Linked DNA regions of Mus musculus: region 1 is linked to region 2. A link is a loop called in an ENCODE intact Hi-C map of the cell type or tissue named here. Cell type or tissue: left cerebral cortex. All regions are shown on one strand. Links, peaks and the distances in the headings refer to the core of each region. The heading gives the core; the rest is flanking DNA. Region 1 overlaps Nfasc (neurofascin). Region 2 holds the start of Cntn2 (contactin 2).

Region 1 (10,456 bases), core at 1,748-9,747, 53 kb before region 2:
TTTTCCAAATAGGATAAAAAAAAAAAATTGCTGGGCCTGGGCATGGCTCAGTGGGAGGGGGCTTGCCTAACATCCATGAAGCTGGATTCAATCCCCAGCACTGCAAAAGCAAAGCAATAACATAAATAACATTATAAACGTGTAACCCGGTAACCTAGTGATGGCTACCACCAAGCAGTATAGTTGTTGCTATGGTTTTGTGACTGGCAGCCCAGTAGACCTTTTTACACAACTCCAGCACAACCATACATGTAATACTCTGTAAAATGACGTCATGATAGCTACAACCATCACTAGGTGGAAGAATCATACGGGATTGGACTCTTACTAGCAGGAACATCACACAGCTCATGCCTATAGGAACACACGTGATCTATTGCAAGGTCAAGCTCGGCTAGGAACCCTTAGGACGGGGCTGGGTTTCAGCCGGGACTGCAGAGCACACATTGGCTATCCATATGTGAATAACGTGTGTATAACCAAAGCACCCGTGAGCTGCACCCTTTCCCTCAGAGGCTCCTGCTGAGCTGGTTGCTTCCCCAGCCTGGTTGCAGAAAGCCACACTAACGGGCAAAGCCACCAAAGGGATATAAGCTGCCTCCCTGTTACCTCAGCCAACTCTGCTACCTGACACAGATTCCAAAGGCCCTGGCCTCTTGGGCCTCCAGCCTGGGAACAGTTTCTGTCCTCAGAGGGCTGGGCTGAGATTGTAGAAGTAACTCAGGACTTTCCCTCAGGAAGGAAGCTGCATTTCAGTTGACAGTGAGGGTGGTATGGCATGGGTTCCCCCGGGTCTGTGACTTCTGAGGTCATCAGGAGTTGGCTGATGGGCAGCTGGGGACACACAGAAGGAGGTCGGTCCCTTCTTGGAAAATGAACTTGGCAGTGAACTAAAGAAAGGAAGGCCAGGTGCACCTGACCTAGCTCCTCCCCAACAGTTAACTTTTAACCCTTAACCTGCTGGCCTGGAGATTTTTCTTACTGAAGTACTTATCAGTCTCCATAAGTGTGGATTTCCTCACCACTTTGCCCGTGACACTGCTGTGACACGTTATCCCGTGGCTTCCTACCACTGCTAATAAGACCTTCACTATATCCTTCACCTCTGCCACCTCCAAGGCCACCCTTCCCATCCGAGCTCCGCTCCCTGCAGCCCTGTATCCCTACTGACTTGGACACGTGTCTGCCATCGGAACGATCTTCAACGGTATGTGAAGAAATGGCTTGGCTTCCGAGAGTTAAATCAACCATTGCTCATATACTCTGACTGTCTGGGACAACCTGCTCCTTGTGTGCCCACCTTCTGTCTCCCTAAACAGTACTAATCCAACTGAAAGCAAAATGGCCTTTGAGCACCAGGCACAAAGCTTTCTGCGCCAGGACCCCTGGTTCACATTTATGGTTCTGGCATGGACTCTCCTTGTGCAACCTGTTACCCAGCTGGGACATATTCTCCAAAGATGTGGTGGCGTGGCTCCAAAAACGGGTGAAAATTTTAACTGTGTTTCATGTTCAGCGTTACTCTATTCGTGATCAGGATCCTAAGGCTGTCCTGCCATCCTCTATGGGGAGGATGAGGTCATCTGAGACAGAGCAGCCTATAGCAAGCAAAGGGAGGACCAGTCACTACCACCACTAACCACTAACCTGGCCCTGCTGCCTCGCCACTCACCAACCTGCCTCTGTCTCAAAGGCTTACTACTGGAGGGAAAGCAGTTTGCTGAAGAACCTGTGGGTGTCTCAGAAGAGACAGCAGGCCAGCTTCCCTGGTGACCGTCCCCGGGGCGTGGTGGCCCGCCTGTTCCCCTACAGTAACTACAAGCTGGAGATGGTGGTGGTCAATGGGAGAGGTGACGGGCCTCGAAGTGAAACCAAGGAATTCACCACCCCAGAAGGAGGTAGGTCTGACCCGCAGTTCTTCAATGTGGGTTTAGACAAGGGTAGTGCCACCAGTGAGCCTGGGGCAGCTCCAGCATGGACAGCTAGGGTGACCTCGGCAAGCGAATGACCGTCACCAAAGTGACCCACCCTCCTGGAAACTTGCTTATCAAGAGATCTGTGCAGTGAGCGCATGGCATTCCAGACCCAGGCCATGAGACTGAAGCCAGCACCTCCTCTGAGGAGAAGCCACGAGTGCGTCTGGCCACTTCAATGTCCTGCTTACCAGCACCCAAGATCTACACGAGCCTCCCCCACAGCATCAAGAGACACTCCTGGGAAGTTGGCCTATGTGTATAGAGTACTACCAAGTGTCACCCCCACCCTCCTGAGGGTTTAGGTTTGATCTAACCCTGGGGTCCAGACATCTAGAAAGTTCTATTATCACCTTGGTTCCCCTTCAGCTCTTTTATCCACTCGGCATGAGCTATGGCTTCTCTGTTTCTCCTCCCTCCTTCCTTAACTGTTTCCTATTTTTCTTCTTTTCCTCCTCTCGCTTATCCCTTGCTCTCCTCTTGTCTTCTTTATCCCTGTCTCTCCCTCCTTCCTCAGTTTGGTTCCTATCATTAGTCTCTCCTCATCACTTCCCCACCCCTTTCCAGGTGCTCTGTCCTGAGTCTCTATCTCCTCCCCGACAGAGCTTGTATTCCCAGCTCAGAAGCTGGGGCCTGCTGCTGCAGCCAGTGGTGAGAGCCCTTGGCTGGGGACTGGGAACTGCACCCTTGCCACAAGACAGCTATGATTGGTTCCCTGCCTGGGAGTGGCTCTCTGGTTTGGAGGTATATTTGCAGGATTGAAGCCACCTATTTGTGTCAACTCCAGGGTAGCTGCTAAAAGGAAACTCACTTGACTTCTTCCTCCAATTCAGCAGCAGTAGCAGAGCCCACTTGGCTTTATACCAGGTGAAAGTGGTTGCCAGGCAGGCAGCAGGCTCTGCCCTTAAGGAGCTAGGTCCAGGTTCGACAGTAGTCCTGCACAGCGATACCTAAGGTCATGCCTTCATGCCTGTACTTTGTTTTCTGTGTTCTCCTCATCCTCCCTGCCCTCACCTCCTGGCTCCTTCCTCCTTCCCCAAGTACCCAGTGCCCCCAGGCGGTTCAGAGTCCGACAGCCCAACCTGGAGACCATCAACCTGGAGTGGGACCACCCAGAGCACCCCAACGGAATCCTGATTGGATACATCCTCAGATACGTGCCCTGTATGTTCTGCTTCCCTGCTTTCTCTGAATCCGATACAATCACAGACCATTTCTCACTAGTTTCTTGAGGAGTGGAGATCAGAAGCCTATGGGCGCAGAGGGCATTCCGTAGGAAATGTGAACGCTAAGGGAGAGCTCTCCATAACTAAGGGAGCAAGCAGAACCCAGTCCCTGCTCTTCTTATACAGCCCCGCCTGTAGGAGGCAGTAATCCCAGCCCTCTGGAAGCTGGTAGTCTTCAGCACCTACAAGGCTATGCAGAAGAGTTCCTCTCCCATTAGCCCTTCTATGTGATGGGCAAATGGTGTGTGCGCAGGCATCTGAGGATGCTCAGGAGTCTCCATAGGAACAGGGATGCCATCACACTTCAACAATGTTAAGACGTCCAGTGTAGACAGTGCTGCCCCTCTCTGGGAAGCCCAAAGGGCCAGGGACCTGTTACTGACACTTTAGCAGTGTGTCTTCCATGCTGTTCTGAATTGATCTCTGGATCTGACCTTTACCCTCCTGTATTGAAGAAAGTGTGGTCTTTTACAAAAGAGGCAGTAGCAATCAAGGCCCTGGGGGATTTCCCCGGTTCTATTTGGACAGAAGAGAAGAATTCCAAAGATTTGACCTTGACCGGGGGCTTGGGAAGTGCAAGCTGAGCTTTTAGAATTGGCCACGAGACTTTCAGGAGGCTAGAGACGCTGGGCTCAGTGACAAATGTGAACCCTGAGGAACACTGGAAGTTCCTCAGTACTTATAGTGGGAGGTCCCGATGCCCGCCTTTAAATCAGGTCTTGAGTATTGCTGGGCAGGGGCCACATTCCTCTTCCAGAAACTCCGAAAGCTGTCCTATCAAACCTCCCACTTGTCTCTCTCCCCAGTTAATGGAACCAAACTGGGAAAGCAGATGGTGGAAAACTTCTCTCCCAATCAGACCAAGTTCTCTGTGCAGAGAGCAGACCCAGTGTCGCGTTACCGCTTCTCCCTCAGTGCCAGGACACAGGTGGGCTCTGGAGAAGCAGCCACAGAGGAGTCCCCAGCACCTCCAAATGAAGGTAGGTCCACGGTGGCAGTCCTTGGAGTAAAAGGCCCTAACTAATCTAGACACCTAGAGAAACACACCAGAAGCTGGGTTTGGCCTTCCCGGCTAGAAAGGAAGTGAGGCCACAGAACCTCAGGCCCACTGCAGGAGACAGCCTGACTTGGGTACTGAGAGATATCAGTAGTGTATCGGGAAAGATCATCACTCTTAGATGTACAGGCGGACTGGTCCTCCACTTTGCCCTGACTTACTCAGCTACTTATCAACTATCTGTCCTTGCAGGGGAATAAGGAAGGACATGTGAGACGACAGGCAATCAGGGGGACATGAGAAATAACCATCCTGATGAACTCCAAAGAGTCAAACTGCTCATCTACTGAGAGTCCTCCCTGAGGACTCTGGGAACATCCTGTCTTTTGCCAAGGGCATAGAGAGCCAAGGAGATAGGGCAAAGTGCTTGCCTGGATCAAAAGCAGAGCAGGAAATAATATGTTCTCCCTTTACAACATGAATAAGATGAGGTGTCTGGTTGCAGAGAGGTGGGAGCTGGGAACAACTCTTGCCAAGCCAGCTTCACAAACAGCAAGTGAACTCAGTCAAGGCCAGTTCTAACCTCTAAGATCCCAAGCCAGAGCTGTGCCTGACCTGAGTGTACAGTAGAGGGCGCTCTCGGCTCATTTGCATGCATTGCTGGTTTCAGTGTAACCTCCCAAAAAATTGGACCCTAAAAGCCTCAATACTGGCAGCGCCTTATAAATGGTGAGCACTCTCTACCTCTCCAGAGAGACAATAGTCTATGCAACAGTAATTTTTTTGAGGACCCACCCTCATGTACCAAGCCAGGCACTGCACCAGTAGCAAGGGAGATAAAGATAGTAAGAAGTTCACAATGTCTAGAGACGTCCTCAATAATGGTTCTTTGTCTTTCTGCCTGAATGAAGGTGTTGCCAAGGGCAGGAAGTTTGGGGAGATTCAATATGTAAGGGGAGACCAAAAGGGCGATGTGAATAAGTATTCCTGGGACTGTCATATGATCGTGACTAGTGCCTGTCTCCCATGAGGTCCTGTGGTCTCCTCCTGATCCAGATGTGCTCTTCTGAGCATTCTCATCTGTGTCCCAGGAGAGCGCTGTGCTTCCTAAGGGGACGGCCAGGCCCTGCTGCTTCAGCACAGTATTCTTGTACAGCTGCAGCAGCAGTTGGGAAAGGACTGTCAGCCCCCTGTGTCCCTCTCTGGTCTCCTAGATAAGGAGTAGTCACACAACAAACTCCCGATCCTGGTGTCCTCTTCCAACCCCTGGACATTCAGGAAGTTGGTTAGGGCTGCTACCAGAGACTGACAGACTAGGGTACACTCTCTCTGTACTTCTAGAGATGTCCAGAAAGCCTCTCTTCCCGCCTCAGGGCAGCAGACAAAGCCACTTTGTCCAACCCCAGTGACCATGATGGGGGAATTCCTGCAACTCCAGAGAACAGAGATGGTTTTGGATTTGTGGAAATTGTTCAGAGATCTATTCTAGAGCTCTCAATCATATTTGTGTTCCTAATCTTATGAACTACAACTAATGGGGAAAACTGAGGCAGCAGAAAACCAGATCACATGCTTTCAGAGCCCCAGGGCCTTCAGCGCCATCATACTTTGAACATATGAGCCTGGGACGGTCCCTTGCCCTACTATCAAGCATCTTGCAGGGGATCTTGTTGCCTAGAATTGGCTGCTCCTGCACCACCTACATTTTTATCCTCAATTCCTGGCATCGTAGAGGATCACTTAGCCCAGCCAGGGTAGGACAAATCCTGGGGGGAAAAGCTGGAATATAACACTCTGCCTGAATTGTGCCTTGCAGACACCTCTTATATGGCAAGCCCTTGATTATGGATAGAAATGTGTTAGGTCTCTAAGCCCCAGGTGGAATAACGACAACCCGCCTAGCTCCGGTGGGGTAGAGCATGACGCCCTGAACACCACTTAGCATCCTCAGGGTTGCATCTAGCACCTGGCCATACCCCTGGAGTCAGGCTGGCGCCAGACCCTTTCTGTTCTCCTCTGTGGTCTCACCTATGCTGTTTTCTCTTCCCTCTCTCATCCTCTCTCCCTCTCTCTCTGGCCATCTTGGGTGCTGTGTCTGAAGCTACTCCAACTGCAGGTATTGTACCATCAACAGAGGTAATGGGCATGGCTCGGGGCAGTGCAAATGGAGCCCATGCTGGCCAGAGCCCAGCAAGAGGAAGTGGCGAGGGCTGAAAGCATGCTCCAGGTCACCCTTTCAGTGGAGAAGCCAAACTTGAAAGGAAGGTGTTTAGAGAGCATTGACTAGAGGATGTGAGCATGCTCTCTCCTTTCATATAATGCTTGTCCTTACGAAAGAGGCTGGCTCAGAAGTGGTCTCACATGTAGAACCCTCTGAAGCTGAGAGAAAACCTGTTGTGGCCACCTGAGCCTTGCTGGACCTGACATCTCTGATCATAGAGATGCTCTTAGAAGGTGTGCTATAGAGGGAACAGCTGGTTCCTGGCCCTGGTGACACCACAATCCCCCTGAAAGGGTGAACACACTGCATGCTGGCCTTTGCATGCTGCATGGGGGGACCCAGCGCCATTCCACCAGCTAGCGTATGTTCCATTCAGTGAGAATAAGCAAGCACGTCTCTGAGTGAGACCAGGGCTCCAGAGCCTGGAGCCTCAATGTGTGTCAGGGATTGATGGTCTTGACTCCAGGAACTCAGCTCCTCAGTATTTGGTATGGAGACAGACCCCCTCCTTTGGGGTCAGGAGCTGGCCAGGTGGGTCTGTGACAAAAGCCAACCTGCTAACAAGTTTCTCCTCCAGTCTTCATGCTGTTGGTTTGAGGGCCATCAAAGCTCTACCAAGGGCTGCCCTCAAGCCAGAGAAACTAGGCAAGGGCTGCCTGGGTTCCTTTCCTAGTCCTCTGAGCTTGGATTTTCCCACAAGTTAGGAGATGAGGGCATTCCAGGGTACACGAGAGCCTGCATAAAGAAACAAGTTTTGTTAAGACACACCTTTAGGTGAGAGAATCAAGAACCAGGCAGGAATCCGAGCTTGCTCTGTATTTCCTAGCTCACTTGGTTTGCTTCCTACCAACACCCGTTTATTTCCGCCCACTGCTTCCTACATTGATTCTGCTTCTGTTGCATACCCCCTTATGGTTTCATGTTTTGCCAGCCAGATCCGCCAGTATTAAGAAACTACCAGTCTTCCCTACCTCAGCCTCCTACCCAGTAACCAGGCCAGCCAGCTAGGCCAGTGCTTCCTCCCACCAGCCCTCTTCCAGGATGTGAGTCACAGAAGTTGTCCAAGGCCTGGGGACCACAGAGCAAACAATTCTTGCCATGCTAGAGGGAGGGTCACCCTGTCTTCCTGGCTCATGTGTGAGTCTCTTCCCCAGTGGAGACAACAGGTACTTGGGGTGAGTCCACTCAAAGCTCATTCATTGGTCAAGCATTTTTCCTGTCTCCTTCCTCATTGGGCACTCCAGACCCAGTGTAGAGGATCCAGCAGTAAGAAGTCTGCCGTGTTCAGAGGGCAGTCTGTGCAGCCCTCCTGTGAGCTGCAGTTGCAAGGAGACGTGTCATTCCAACTCCCCCTCCATGTCTTCCTTCCAATTTTAAACGATCTAAACTCAGCATGCTGTGCAGGATGGGCCCTGGGTCTTTGCTGTCAATCAAGTGTGTTTTCCAGGCACCAACTTCCACATGACACACGGGAAGGGCAGATTGTACTTTTGGGTAACTGAGACATGCCAGTTATATCAGATGTTGTCAGCTTTGCGTGCACAACACCTTCTGGGGCCAGTAGAGCTTGGGTCTATTCAAAGGGAGTGGTGTCCAGCCCTCCACCCTCTTCCTTCTCATCCTCACCAAACCTCGTCACTTCCCCCCAAATTGATCAGTTCTTCTATCGCCCGGCGAAAATAATCCCTCTCATCCACCTGTATCTTCAGTCTGCTAGGATTGCTACCCATCTGTCTAACAGTCTGTGACTTGGCTGGGGTAGTCTTCGTGCCATGTGGACGATCTTGGACCGAACATTCCATCTTGGAATGCCTGGAAGCTGTTCTTGTCTTTGACTCAGCTCAGAGCTGTGAAGGTTGGGTGGGTTGCTGATAGAAGAAGCTCTGTGGCGGGTTTAGGACAACGTGAAAATGAACAAGATGTGTCGTCTCTCCATCTCTACACGATACTCCCCCAAACGCTCAAGTCCTTAATTGTGTGTCTTTCTTGGGGACTAAGACAGTCTATAGGGTTAGCCTTCCCTATATTGGCAGACTCTCAGCTTCCAGATCTAGGCTTCCCTAAACCATCTTTGGTACTGGACATTCATGGCTCTCTCTAGGTTGCTGGCCAGCTGTTGATTGCCAATCAGTACCAGCCAGGGCTTTTCCCACACTCATAGTTCCTGTGTGGCTACAACTTCTAACCCAGGAATATATCTACCTAACCTGTGACCCCCTCTGTTAATGCCAGCCCCTCTTCAGGGCTCATCAGTCTTCCATCCTCTCCCTAACTCAGTCCCAGGTTGAAATGCTCTGACAGGCCTGAGCAATACATAGTTCCCTTGTGAAAAGCTCATGCCCTTCCTGCCTGCCCGTCAGACGCTTTGGCTGATTCTCTCTCCAGCTGTGGTGCCTTTCCTCTTGGCTTTGCCCTCCCTGTATCCTGTGGCCCTCCAGCCTGGGAATAACAGACATAGCAATGAGTGGGTCGAGGGCATGCTGATTCACCAGCTGTGGCCTCTGGAGGTCTACTCTTTACGGAACTTCACTGGGGGGCACACCTGGGGGCTTCCAGTAGCTCCCACCCTCTCTCCCCATTTCCCCTTCTCACTTATACTCTGAAGCTTGCCACAGCCCCAGGGGAAGAACCCAGGAACTATCACCACAGAGAATGCCTTCCTTTATACGTGGTAGGAGTGGCTGTCAGAGGAGGGGGATGTGGCTGGAAGCATCCACATGGTCGCTTCTCGCCCTTATCTTCAAGCTGCTGAACAAAGTTCAAAACCTAGTCCAACCTCTCATCATATCTGTCCCAAGGGCACTTGCTGAAATGCCCTGGAAAGCATGTGATACAGAGGGACTAAGGGAGATGTGAGTATATGTCCCTGTATGTTAAAGGACCAGTGGTCATAGGAGACCATTGAGGAAAATGGACTTGGATTCATGGGCCCTGGAAAATGTACAGCCTCTGTACCTGAAGGAAAGGAACCCAGGTTCCCGGACTCTATGACAGGGCGGGGCAGTGACCTAAGTTATGAGGAGTATTTTCTCATGACACCATTTAAATAGTCAAAAAAAAAAAAAAAACCAGGACCTTGTGAACCTCTCATCTCCCAGAAAGTACTAGAAGATGCATTATTCATAAAGAACTAAGTGAGAACTGTCTTATCCAGAGGAACAAAACCTCTTCCTCTGTCTCACTTGTGGTTATGGTCATGGTGGATACAGACCCAGCCCCGAGACAACTGAGCTTCACCTCATAGTGTCTCTGCTTGTCTACTTAGTACTTTCATACTTATCTCTGCAGTGTCTACTTGTGAATTCATGCTTCCACGGGCATGCTAATGAGTAGGATAAGCCAAGAGCTTCATGCAGAGCGTTAAGAGCACTGAGCTGACTCTCTGGCCTAGGGCTTCCTTGGGTTTGAACCCTGGAAAAACAATGACAGGGAGGTTTCTCTCCTGCTCCCTGCCGTGCCCTACCAGATCCTCCTGGTACTTTCTTGATGCCTGAAGTCGACTGGGGTTTGGGGACTACACTGTTACTGACTTTGGACTTCCCTTGGATTCTCTGAGACATAATGGATGGTCATCTAGTCCCCACACTTAGGGCTCAGCAATAGCTCTGCTTTTATATGTAGGGATGCTTCAGGGACCTTGGAAATGCGCCCTTCTTCCCTATAGGACTTATAACCACAGAGGCCCATGGAAGTAAAATAAGTCACGTTCTGATTGAAACGTCTTAGACTCGGGAGGCTGATTCTCCTGGGGAAAGTCCTCTGGCTTCCATCCCTGGCCTTGCCCTCTTCTGTGAGGATGGGAGATGCAGGGGATATTATTTATCAGGGTCTTAGGAGATTTGAGGCAGAATAGCATGTCACTATGTCTCCAAAGATAGGGTTACTGTTTATGTCTTAGTCTCTGCCTACTGCTAACACCACCAGAGAAGGTAGACAGTGGTCAGATCATTAGCAGTGAAGCAGTAAGGGATACCGCTCTGCTCTCTCTCGTTTGCCTGGTCATCCTCATACTGTTAGTCCCAACAAAGACTGATCTGGA
Region 2 (10,456 bases), core at 921-8,920:
CATGCATGGCCTCCTGGGAGCTCCAGAAAAGCGTGTAGCATCTAAAACCAGAGGCAGCTATGCTGTTGGTTTAGAGAAGCCAAGAGAAAAGATGGGGGGGGGGGGGAACAGTGCTGGTAAGGAAAGAGAATACAAAGTTGCCAGTGCCAAGAGGCCATAGCAAGGTCTTAATCTTCTGCCTTGTCCCTGGGTCTGGACCCTTGTGGGCTGATGGAGTTCCTCTAGACTCAGGTGCTATTGATCCAGTAGGGCTAACACAGAGAAGGGCAGATGGCCTTGGGAGGATTGGATGGTCCTCAGGATGCCTCCTGAGCCTCCTCCCCAGGGGACACCAAATGCTTACAGTCCAAACAGTGGCCCATTTGATTAGCCACTTGGCTATCTTCAGCTAGCCTTTTCTAACCCCATTTGGGAGTCTGTGGAGACACAGCTTGGAGACTGAGTGCTCTGGACATCTCAGAATTTGATTGATTCTCCATGTTAAAAAGGGTTGTCCCTGATGGTCAACCACCCTGAGAATTTCAGGCTCTGACAGGTACCCCAATTGGAAAATGACCCTGCCCTCTATTTTGGACCCCTTTTACCATCAAAAGCAGACAACTGGCATCCTCAGCAGAGAGTTAAGCCAGGAACTGGAGGTCAGCCACTCTGCTGCTTTAGCTGCATATGGCCAGCATCACAGGTGAAATGAGGAAGAAGAGGAGGGGGAGGGAGAGGAGGAGGAGGAAGAGGAGGAAGGCTGGGCAGTGGTGGCTCACACCTTTAATCCCAGCACTTGGGAGACAGAGGCAGGCAGATTTCTGAGTTCAAGGCCAGCCTGGTCTACAGAGTGAGTTCCAGGACAGCCAGGGCTACACAGAGAAACCCTGTCTTGAAAAAAAACAAAAACAAAAACAAAAAACCCCAAACAAACAAAAAACAAAGAAGGGGAGGAGGAGGAGGAAGAGGGGAAGAGGGAGAAGAAGAAGGGGAAGAGAAGAAAGGAGAGGAGGAGGGGAAAGAGAAGGAGGAAAGGAAGGAGGAAGAAGAAAAAGGGGGAGAGAGGAGGGAGGAGGAGGAAGAGAGGAGGGAACCAGAGGGGAGAAGGGGAGGAGGAGGGGGAAGAACAGGAGACTAACACCTCCTAGAGTATATTGGGTAATGCTCTTAGCACAGCCCTTGGCCTTGTGGAGACAGGCAATACTTCTGCTATTACCAAACTAATAGAATTCATGACAAAGACCTGCCTGGATCCTCACATACCTACCTCAGGCATTCTCCCAGAATGAGAGCATGCCAGAGGCTGGCACTGAAGATCCCTGGTGCCCACTCCTGCAACTCATCTGGACCAGGCTCAGCTGATCACTCAGCACAAGTTTGGACTTGTCTTTCTAAACTGAGATCCTGGCTTAATAAATATTTCTACTATGCTGGTCAGGATCCACCTGCAGTGGGGCAAGTTGGCTGGAAGGGGATCTGAGAGAGCCTTTGAGAACAAATTTGCTGACACTAATAACACCCCTGGCCCAGACCTGATCCCCACCACAAGGGCAGCAGTTGTCCTAAAATAGAGTCAACAAAGACAGCGGTCTCCGTCTAAAACAATTCTGCAAACAGTTTCCAGACCATGGTTCATCAGCTCACTGCAGCAGGCACATCACTGTTTGGCAAGGACCTGCCTCCTACTGTCTTCTGCTGGAAACACCTTGCAGAGCCTCTAAGTGGATGGAGCACGTCTCACTTGGGCGATGTTAGCTGTGTAATGTAACTCAGGACCTTGAGAACAGCAAACTTGTCACAGACAGACAGACAGACAGACAGGACCATGATATCGGGGATAGGCCACCCTGGAGGAGGTGGATATGACTGTCTAGTCACAAATTTAATTAAAAATTACCTGAGAAACATCTTAGTAGAGTTTAGGCATCTCTGTATCAGAACAAAGACGTTGTGCTTTGGAGGTGTGCCCGCCCTTGCGGGGCACTGAGAGAAGAGAGGCAGAAGTCTCTGAAGCATTAGGATCCTCATTCTTCCCCAGGCCCACAGCCACTGGCCAGTCAGCAAGACAGGAGCCGCGTTCCTATTTGACAGGTATCACGTTTGAAACTCAGAGGCTGGCCAGCTTTGCCAGCTGTTGCAGCATCTGGGCCACTAGCCAGTTTGGCCCTGGACAGCAGGCAACCCAAGTGGGGTGAAAAGACAGTGACAGCCTGTCAGGGCTGACTGGTGCTGCAGATGGTGGGTCCCTCTGCCTGCAGACTTCAGTCTTCCCGAGCATGTCACCACACGACAGGTGCAGGGCAGGAGGGGTACACTCCTACCCAGGGTGAACCCCTGGAATCTCAGAGCTAGCAGAGGCCTCAGCCATCTTTAACCATTGCAGGTTACCAGTGTGGCTCAAAGGAGGCAGGGGACTTAGCCAAACACACACATCCTATCAATAGCAAAGACTCCAGACCCACCAGCTTTTCATGAAGTCTCACCTTTTGCTGTCTAAAAGAGGGCTGGATCTAGGGGTACCCGTGTACAAAGGTGTCCAAACTCAATTGTATAGTTAATATATTTTGCACATTACGATGTATTTTGTGGTCTCATTTTCATAAATTAATTCTCACAACCCAAGTGAAAATATAAACCTAGAGGTGGGTATTCAAATTTGTTAAGAATGGGTTAAGAATCTGAGACTTTTGCTATTTTTAATGTCTTTTACAGTTTAACCATTTTGACAGCAACAACGACAAAATTCCATGTTACTTCTGGGCAAATACAAGGAAAAGGAACGTGATGGGCGAGGGGACCGGGATAATGGAGGCTGAGCCCTTCTTCACAGCTGCCCCGCACAGCAAATTGGAGGCTTGCTGTGGATCCCATTCTCTAACAAGGGACTAGGTAAGGAGAGAAGCGAGACGCCGGGTGCCCTTGTGTCTCCAGAATTTCAGAAGCAAGAGACACTTTTTTGTGCCTTCTCAGAGCGCCCCTCTGCAGCTTTGGGCTGGGCACGGAGCTGGCCAAGCTTGATGGAAGACGGCAGCGCTCTGGCTCACTCCCTGGTCCTTAAATGACAGCAAATGAGGTAAAGCCAGGAGGGTGGGGACGGCGGGGTGGGAGGGGGCAGAGGAAGCCATCTCCGGCCGAGCGTTGGCTGAGGAGCCGAGCCAGCCAGTGAGCGGAGCCTGCGAGAGGGAGGAGCGCATCCTGATGCAGAGATGCTGCAGTGGCTCGGGGCGCGCACACACATACGCACCCTCGCCCGCTGCCGCCACGCCAGGACAGCCAGTGGCTAAGGCCGGCGGGGCCAAGCAGCCCCGAGGCTGGCGGCAGGGTCTGCTCACCAGGCAACCGCAGCACTGCCCCAGCCAACACCCTTCCCGCACTCTAGGTAGGTGCCTATCATTTTTGTCTGTTCCAGTTCAGAGGTTTCCCTGGGTGCTGTTTCAAGAGGGGCTCCCGGCTCAGCCCTTATAAATGTCTTCCTTGAAACTTGGGAGGGGACAGGGACAGGCAGCAGGCTGGGTCCCAATTGATCTCTCATCCCAGCCCCATAGTAGCGACCCCGCAGGCTCTTACCCGTCCTGTCTAGGTGGGTGGCATTCTGCAAGGCCTGATTTACTGGTCCAGGAAGCTGGCCCCTGGGAGGGTCCAGAAATCTGAGCAGGCAGTGGTAACTACCTGCCAAAAGGGTAGGGGCTCCAAGACCTGCCCTGGACCCCAGCCAGTGCCCAGCAGCTCTGTAGGGCCAGGCTCTACCCTGTCCCTGGAACTCCCTAGATGAACCTGAACCTGAGTTTCCAAATGCTGAGTTCATGTGGGGGGCTGCTTTTGCCGGGTGACCTCCTTGTGAAGTCTTGGTTCTGCTGGACTAGGAAGGCTATTGAAGAGAGGCGAGAACAGAACACAAGTTTGGGTAAAGGCTGTCCAGAAGCTGGAACTTGGGAGAGAAACTGAGGCAAGTCACATCCCTCCAAGGGTGAGGCTGGAATGTAGCCTGCAGTTCCTTTTCCCCTCCTCCCTCCTCAACCTTGTCTTCTCAGATCCCTCCCCCTCAGCCTCCCTGGTGGGAGGGAAGGATTTGCTCAAAGTTTGGCTTTCCAGGGGATTCTAGAGAGAGGGGGTAACCCCTCTGCCTAGCCCCATAGCTTATGTAATGGGCTACAGGAGGAAACAGCCCCAGCCAGGGAGTGTCTGTCACCACCTCCAAGACTGGCTGCAGCACTGGGGGGGCAAGAGGCTAAGGTGAAGCCATGCCTAGAGACTAGTGTCTTGGGCTGCACAGGCAGCCTGGACGGTGAAGCTCTGCCCCCAACCCTACCCCATCCCCACCCCATCCCCACCCCTGGGAGGTAGGGGGAGTTGAGCTTCCTTCCGGTCTTCAGGGTAAAGACGCCAAAGTTGTTAGTACATTTGTAACTAGTGTGACCAGCACAGAGTGGTTCTGCATGCAGTGACCTCAGTCCTGTACAAGGGTGGGTTTGAACCCTTCTGCCTAGGAGACAGGAGAGGGAACTGTCCGCATAGCCTGGTCCTGAGCAGCTGGGCAGCTATTTCGGGCACTCCCCCAAACCCCTATTCAGATGCCCCGTCATCCACTTAGCTTCTGAGATGATCTAACACTTGTCCCAGGTCCTGCTCAAAGGGACCAGCTACACTACTAAATGACACGGGCAGCCAAGAGTGGACCACCTGTGGGAGGGGCAAGTGTGACTGAGGCTCCAGGGGCGGGGCCGGGAAATGGTCCGGTGGTTGAAACAGGTGTCATGTTTCAGGGCTGCCTCCGAGTCAGGAGCGTTCAGCTCCTCCCAGGGGCCCCAGCGGCAACCTCTAGGCTCTGGCAGAACCACTCAGTGCTTCTTGCACAAGGTCAAAGTCCTTCCTACTGTCTTGTGGGAATCTTTGCTAATTTAGAGGCAGTCCGGGGATGAAGCAAACAGATAGGAGGGGCTTCTGAAGTGATAGCATCAAAGACACTCAAGGTCCCACTTGCCTCCTTCAGAAGCCACTGCCCTTGTCGGGAAGAAGTGAGGGGTTTAAAGAGAAGGGCTACTGACGGGACTGGTTTCTCCCCTTCCCCAATCTCCACCAGGCCAAATCATCCTTTGCACCTGCCATCCCAGAGCATGTACTCTTCAGATTCCAGCCCTGAGGTCACCCTCAGACTGTCCCCAGTGGCCTTCGCTGGGCACCTCCACTTCCTGACACCGCTTAAGTGGAGGCATGTGTATTAGCTCTGAGTCCCCATGATCCACTAGACAGCTGTATGTACTGCGCTGGACTGACTCCAGATCAGTCCTAGGAAGTGTATAAGCTGCAGGAAACACCCGAACCAGCCTCTATGCTGACACTATCAGCCACGCATTTGTGAGGGCTTGAGGAGTACAAGGTCTTTCTGGCAATAAGTGTCTCAAGCCAGATGACGGATGAGAAGACTTCAGAGCCAATCTCCAAGCATGGATATGGTGGTATTTGTGTTCTTGGAGAGACTCAGAGTGGAACGAGAGCATCAGGGAAGAAGTGGTTTATCCACACAAAGGGAAGAATCAGAGCGAAGACTATGCCACTGGGGTATAAGGAACTTACATTAGACAATAGAGGACACTTCTGGGCAGGAAGCCGAGCCATAGGACAACCTCCTGTCACATAACTGTAAAGATGGCCGCAGATCTGGGGTCAGTGTTGGGTCTAGGCTTGAGACAGTCATGCCAGAGGCAGGAGTTAGGCTGGGATGCAGGCACATTTCTTCCAGCCTCAGGCCATCCTCTTTCAGATGGTAAATGATGACATCCTTGTCATCTTCCCACATGCTGGCATTTCTGGTTCTCCCAGGGGGACCACTGCCTCTCATCTAGACCAAAATTCCAGGACTATTGCTAACTTGGAACACCCACAGGGGTGACTTCACCTTCCTGGAAGAGTTGAACCTTTCTGTGGTTGAATGAGTCCTTGCTACAAAAGGAGTCCATGTCTCTCTGTCTACTAAGCAAGGCGCAATCAAAAGCAAAGCTTCACCTTAAACCTGAGTATCATCCATTCCGGGACATGCTAGAATATACCTTAGTGTCTGTACCAACCGCATGGACCCCTTCTGACCTGTAGAAGTCAACCCCTGCCCTGCTCAGGGCACCCATCCTGATTTAAAACCATAGTCTCCTCCTGAGGGACCCTGTGTTATCTCAATGTCTGTCAATCCCCTTTGAAGTTTCCACCTGAACAGGCGTTTGCTCTCCACTGGTCTGCAGAAAAGCACCTGGGAGCTGGGGTCATGGGCTGGGAATAAGAAGGAGTCTCTTCTCAGTAGACAGGACAGGCATGCAAAGATGGTCCCGCTGATGCCCGAGATCCTCCCCTTCCTGCTTTGGTCCTTCGGAAACCAGTTGAAGCAATTGTTCATGCTCCTCCAGTTTTACAAAGGAGCTTTCCGAGGACTACAGGTAGAGTGAAGTAGAAGGCGCTTGTCTGGAATATGCGAGGTTCTGGGTTAAATCCTCACCACGGGGTGGGGGGGGGGATGTGGGGTTTGAGGTCTGTCTTCTAAGGTTTTTGCTTGCTACCCCAAATTACACATAGAGAAGGATTGGAGGGGTGGAGGGACTGACCGTGTGGGGTGACTGGACCCCAGTCTCACGCTTCTTTCCAGGAAGACCTATGTTCCCCACACTCTGGCCTTTTAACTCTGAGGAGTCTCTTTACTGTAGACTCCAGGCTGCAGACCAAGAGCCAGACTCCCCAAGTCAGTGTTGAAGGTTCAGACAGACTCCTGAGCCTGGGAATCGCAGTCTCCCCATGAGACCTAACAGCACCGATGCCTCAGGAGTCGGCTGAAAGACAAAGAGCCGTGCCTGCTGAGGAGATGGTCTGAGGACTGCCAGCCTCTCTCACTTGGCTCTGTGGCCCCCTATCTCACCCATATCCTCCCTCCCCCCCCCCCCCGCCCCTTGCAAACACTTCTTTACTTCAGGCCCTCTCCCATCCCCCATCCAGTGGTGCCTGGCCTGGCCCACCGGGCACCCGGCATCCTCCACACCTCTGCTTAGAGCCCCATCCTCCAAGCAGACTATAGTAACTGAGAGCCTCCTGGGCTTTGATGGCCCTGCCAGATAGATCCTCCGCTTAGGATCCAGAACCGGATCCTAAGCGGAGAACAGGCATTGAGCTCAGTCTCCCTCTGTCCCTGGCAGGAGTTGAGTGCATGAGAGAAAAACCACTGAGAGAGTCATGGGCACACCCAGGCCACATTCCCTAAATGTGTGGTGTTGGGTACAAGTCTGTCAGTGGAATATCTTCCTGCCATAGTCTAGAGTTTGCCTCATTACATTGCATCTGTGGAATGTGAGGAAAAGGTCTAAGTGGCAGGTGTCTCTGCCGTTAGCACGGAATGTCAACACACCTGACTCACAAAAGTGCAGTGTGTATCCTGGGGGGTGAGGTGGGGTTGGGGGGAGCTTGGTTATAAGGTTTAGTCTTTCCCAAGCATCAGCAGTGGCCCAATTACCGCTCTGACCTCACAAGAGTCCCTTGAGGTGACCCTCTTTGTCCCCATTTTACAGAAGACTAAGGTACAAGAGATTAGTACTGAAGGCAGTAACTCAGAGTATAACAACTAGGGATCCCAGGTCTCATTGGCTCAATAACCTGCCCTGTAAAACTCGAGACATGCTACATGCCGAGGCTGAGGTGAGCATCCAAGAGGCTCCTGAAACATTTTAAAGGTTGACCGTAGATCTCTCTGTGTCTTATACCATGCTCCAAGCGCGCTTCCGACTATAGTGTATGTAATACTACCACACCCTTTAATTCTCTGCTCTGCTTGACTGATGAAGGGAAGAGCTGGGGCGAGAGGGAACTGGACATCCCAGGAGGCAGCAACAGACCTGCTGGACTAGGTACATTTTTAAAACTGGCTCCAGAGAGATCCTCAGCCTGGAAACTCTGTCATGTGCTGGAGTCTACCTCATAGTCTGCTGTTTCCAAGCTGTCCTTCCTTCCTCTCACCCTTTGTTTCCTGGACTAGGAACTTTAACCAGAACCCCTGAACCTCCTATCCTCCCATGTGCTAGTACCTCACAGAACCAGCCCCTTGATGGTGAGAGTCTGTGCCCGACTGTGCCAGCCTGTGCCTGCACCCCTGTACCAGGGCAGCTGGCCTGGGCAAGACTTGGCTAGCTCAGAGATAGCTGGGCCAATCTGGGCCTGGCATAACTCCACTCCGGCCTCACTCTGACACAAAGGCCCTCTCCATCCTGGGCCTTCTAGGACATGTCATAGAGCAGATGGTGCGGGAAGATGACTGATCTTTGAACCTGAAAGCACATCTAGTGGCTGCTCTTAGCCATCCAGTGAGTGCCATAAAGGCGGGGGGCGGGGGGGGGGTCCTCAGTTACTGCCTCCCCTGTGCTCAGCACAATGCCTGGCCCATTGTTACTGAACACTGTGATGGGATTAGATGTGGTAGCACATTCCTATGATCCCAGTGTTTGAGAGTTGGCTACAGAAGGATTATGGGTTGAAGGTACGTGTGTGTGGAGAGAGAGAGAGAGAGAGAGAGAGAGAGAGAGATGAACTCACACACACATATACACACATGCACCCACACATACACACATATATACTCACACACACATACTCATACACACACACACACACATGCATTCACACACACATACATGCAATCGCACACAAATGCACTCACACACACATATGCACACAGGCACACACACACATGCATTTACATACATGCATTTTCACATATACACACTCATACACATGCACTCACACACACACACACATGCACGCTCACAAATGCATGCACTCATGGTACTGGAAATGAATGCAAGGCATAGTAGAGTCTGGCTGCCTCACCTTCATGGAAGCAGAAAGCTCCAACCTTTACTATATATATATATATATATATATATATTTAGAAAAAAGAAAAATATATGTATATACATACTATATATAGGTTGTAAGCCACTATGTGGTTGAACTCAGGACCTCTGGAAGAACAACCAGTGCTCTTATCTACTGAGCCATCTCTCCAGCCTTACTCCAGGCTTATATGTGGGCTTTCCTAGTTTACCCAGGATGATGGGGCTCAGCATATCTCTTCACACTGGCTGATATACAGTTCATCCCAGGAGAAACTGCATATCTTCCTGACCCCACACACATCTCCTCCAAAGCCTCCTCTAAGGTCTTGGTCCTTAGAGGGTACTCAGGGTATTTAGGCCAGGCTGGTGGATGATAAAAATCCTAGATTAAAGTTTAAAGTATGCAGTGGGATTGGATTCTCTCTAATCTACAGACATCACCAGAAAGACAACATGAAATCTTGACCACTACATGGCAAAGGTGAGAGCACTGTGACTTCACCTCTGCCTTGCTCTGCTGTGTTCAGGATAAATGCCCTCTGCCCAAGCTCCTCCCAGCCTAGCCATTGTGTTGGAACTGGAGCTCCAGCCCTGGCCAGCTGGCAAAAGGCAAGAGAGCAAATGAGGAGTGGCTTCTCCATGCCCAGAGACAAGTTCACGATTCCCCAGACCCAGGGACGATTTCCAAGTTCCTCAACCAGGGAGCCTCCTGGGAAAGTCAAGAACAGGAAGTGGAAACTAGAGGAGATGGAGGCAGAAGGGACATCTAGAACCATCCTCTGCCTCCCTCTCCACAGGAGACTGATACAGGTCCAGAGGGCTCGGAGGCAACACAGCCGCTCCGAGGCAACTCGGATAACCAGCACAGGTGTAGCCACAGAACCACTCTGTAATGCTCACCTAGTTCCCATTCTGCTGATGGGGAAATTGAGGCTCCATCAGGGAGGATAACTTATTTAAACCCACGGAGCTGTACAGAGATGAGGTCGGGGAGCCAGAGAGAAACCTCAGAGGTTAGGAATATGCCCTGCTCTTTCCTTTCGAGGGCCTGCGCTAGTGTGTGCCCAGTGTGGAGCTCCAGGGCGTTCAACACCCTCTTCCAGCACGTGTGAGCACCTGCATTCACACACAAGTACACATAATTAAAAATAAAGTCAAGGCGGGTGGTGGTGGCGCACGCCTTTAATCCCAGCACTTAGGAGGCAGAGGCAGGCGGATTTCTAAGTTCGAGGCCAGCCTGGTCTACAGAGTGAGTTCCAGGACAGCCAGGGTTACACAGAGAAACCCTGTCTCGAAAATCCAAAAAAAAAAAAAGGTCAATCTTTATAAAAAAAAAAAAAAAAAGAAAAGAAAAGAAAAACAGAGATGAAGGCAGTACTACCAACTCTTGCCTACTGGTTTTGGTTTTGCAAGCCTTGGGTATGTGGGCTCCAAACTGAGCCAGCACCTCCCTGTGCTGTGGACAATGCCCCCATATTTGGGCAGCAGCCAGAAGTACACTTGTGAGATTTCCTATGACTAGATGCCCTGCTGACCCGGAGACCTTGGTGTGCTTGTGTGTGTGGGCATATGTACCATTTGCTGTGCCAAAGACCTTCCTTCCAGCCTGGTCAGGT

Evidence for each region. Hi-C counts contacts between places; a loop is a spot of excess contacts. Peaks named below come from ENCODE experiments on the same cell type or tissue, not always from the same donor. Only the 100,000 strongest peaks of a DNase experiment are listed, where the experiment ranks them.
Region 1: a loop joins it to region 2, with 2.4 times the contacts of the local background. A loop is called at or near these places in 2 of 42 quality-filtered maps.

Annotation. Positions count from the first base shown.
Region 1 is chr1:132,589,207-132,599,662 of GRCm38, reverse strand. It overlaps Nfasc (neurofascin), which reads left to right. Exons shown (of 30, transcript NM_182716.4): 22 at 3,015-3,137; 23 at 4,006-4,179; 24 at 6,298-6,312. Among named protein-coding and RNA genes, the nearest start is that of Gm51646, 46 kb to the right of the region's middle. In left cerebral cortex, for the core only: CTCF peaks have their summits at 3,331 (motif pointing right), 4,821 (motif pointing right) and 7,573; DNase peaks (open chromatin) are centred at 7,384, 7,581, 7,877, 8,160 and 1 more place; H3K27ac peaks cover 1,145 bases.
Region 2 is chr1:132,535,625-132,546,080 of GRCm38, reverse strand. Cntn2 (contactin 2) reads left to right here and starts at 3,141. Exons shown (of 23, transcript NM_177129.5): 1 at 3,141-3,358. In left cerebral cortex, for the core only: no CTCF peak of the experiment used is centred there; DNase peaks (open chromatin) are centred at 3,961, 4,724, 5,249, 8,129 and 1 more place; H3K4me3 peaks cover 2,671 bases; H3K27ac peaks cover 4,481 bases.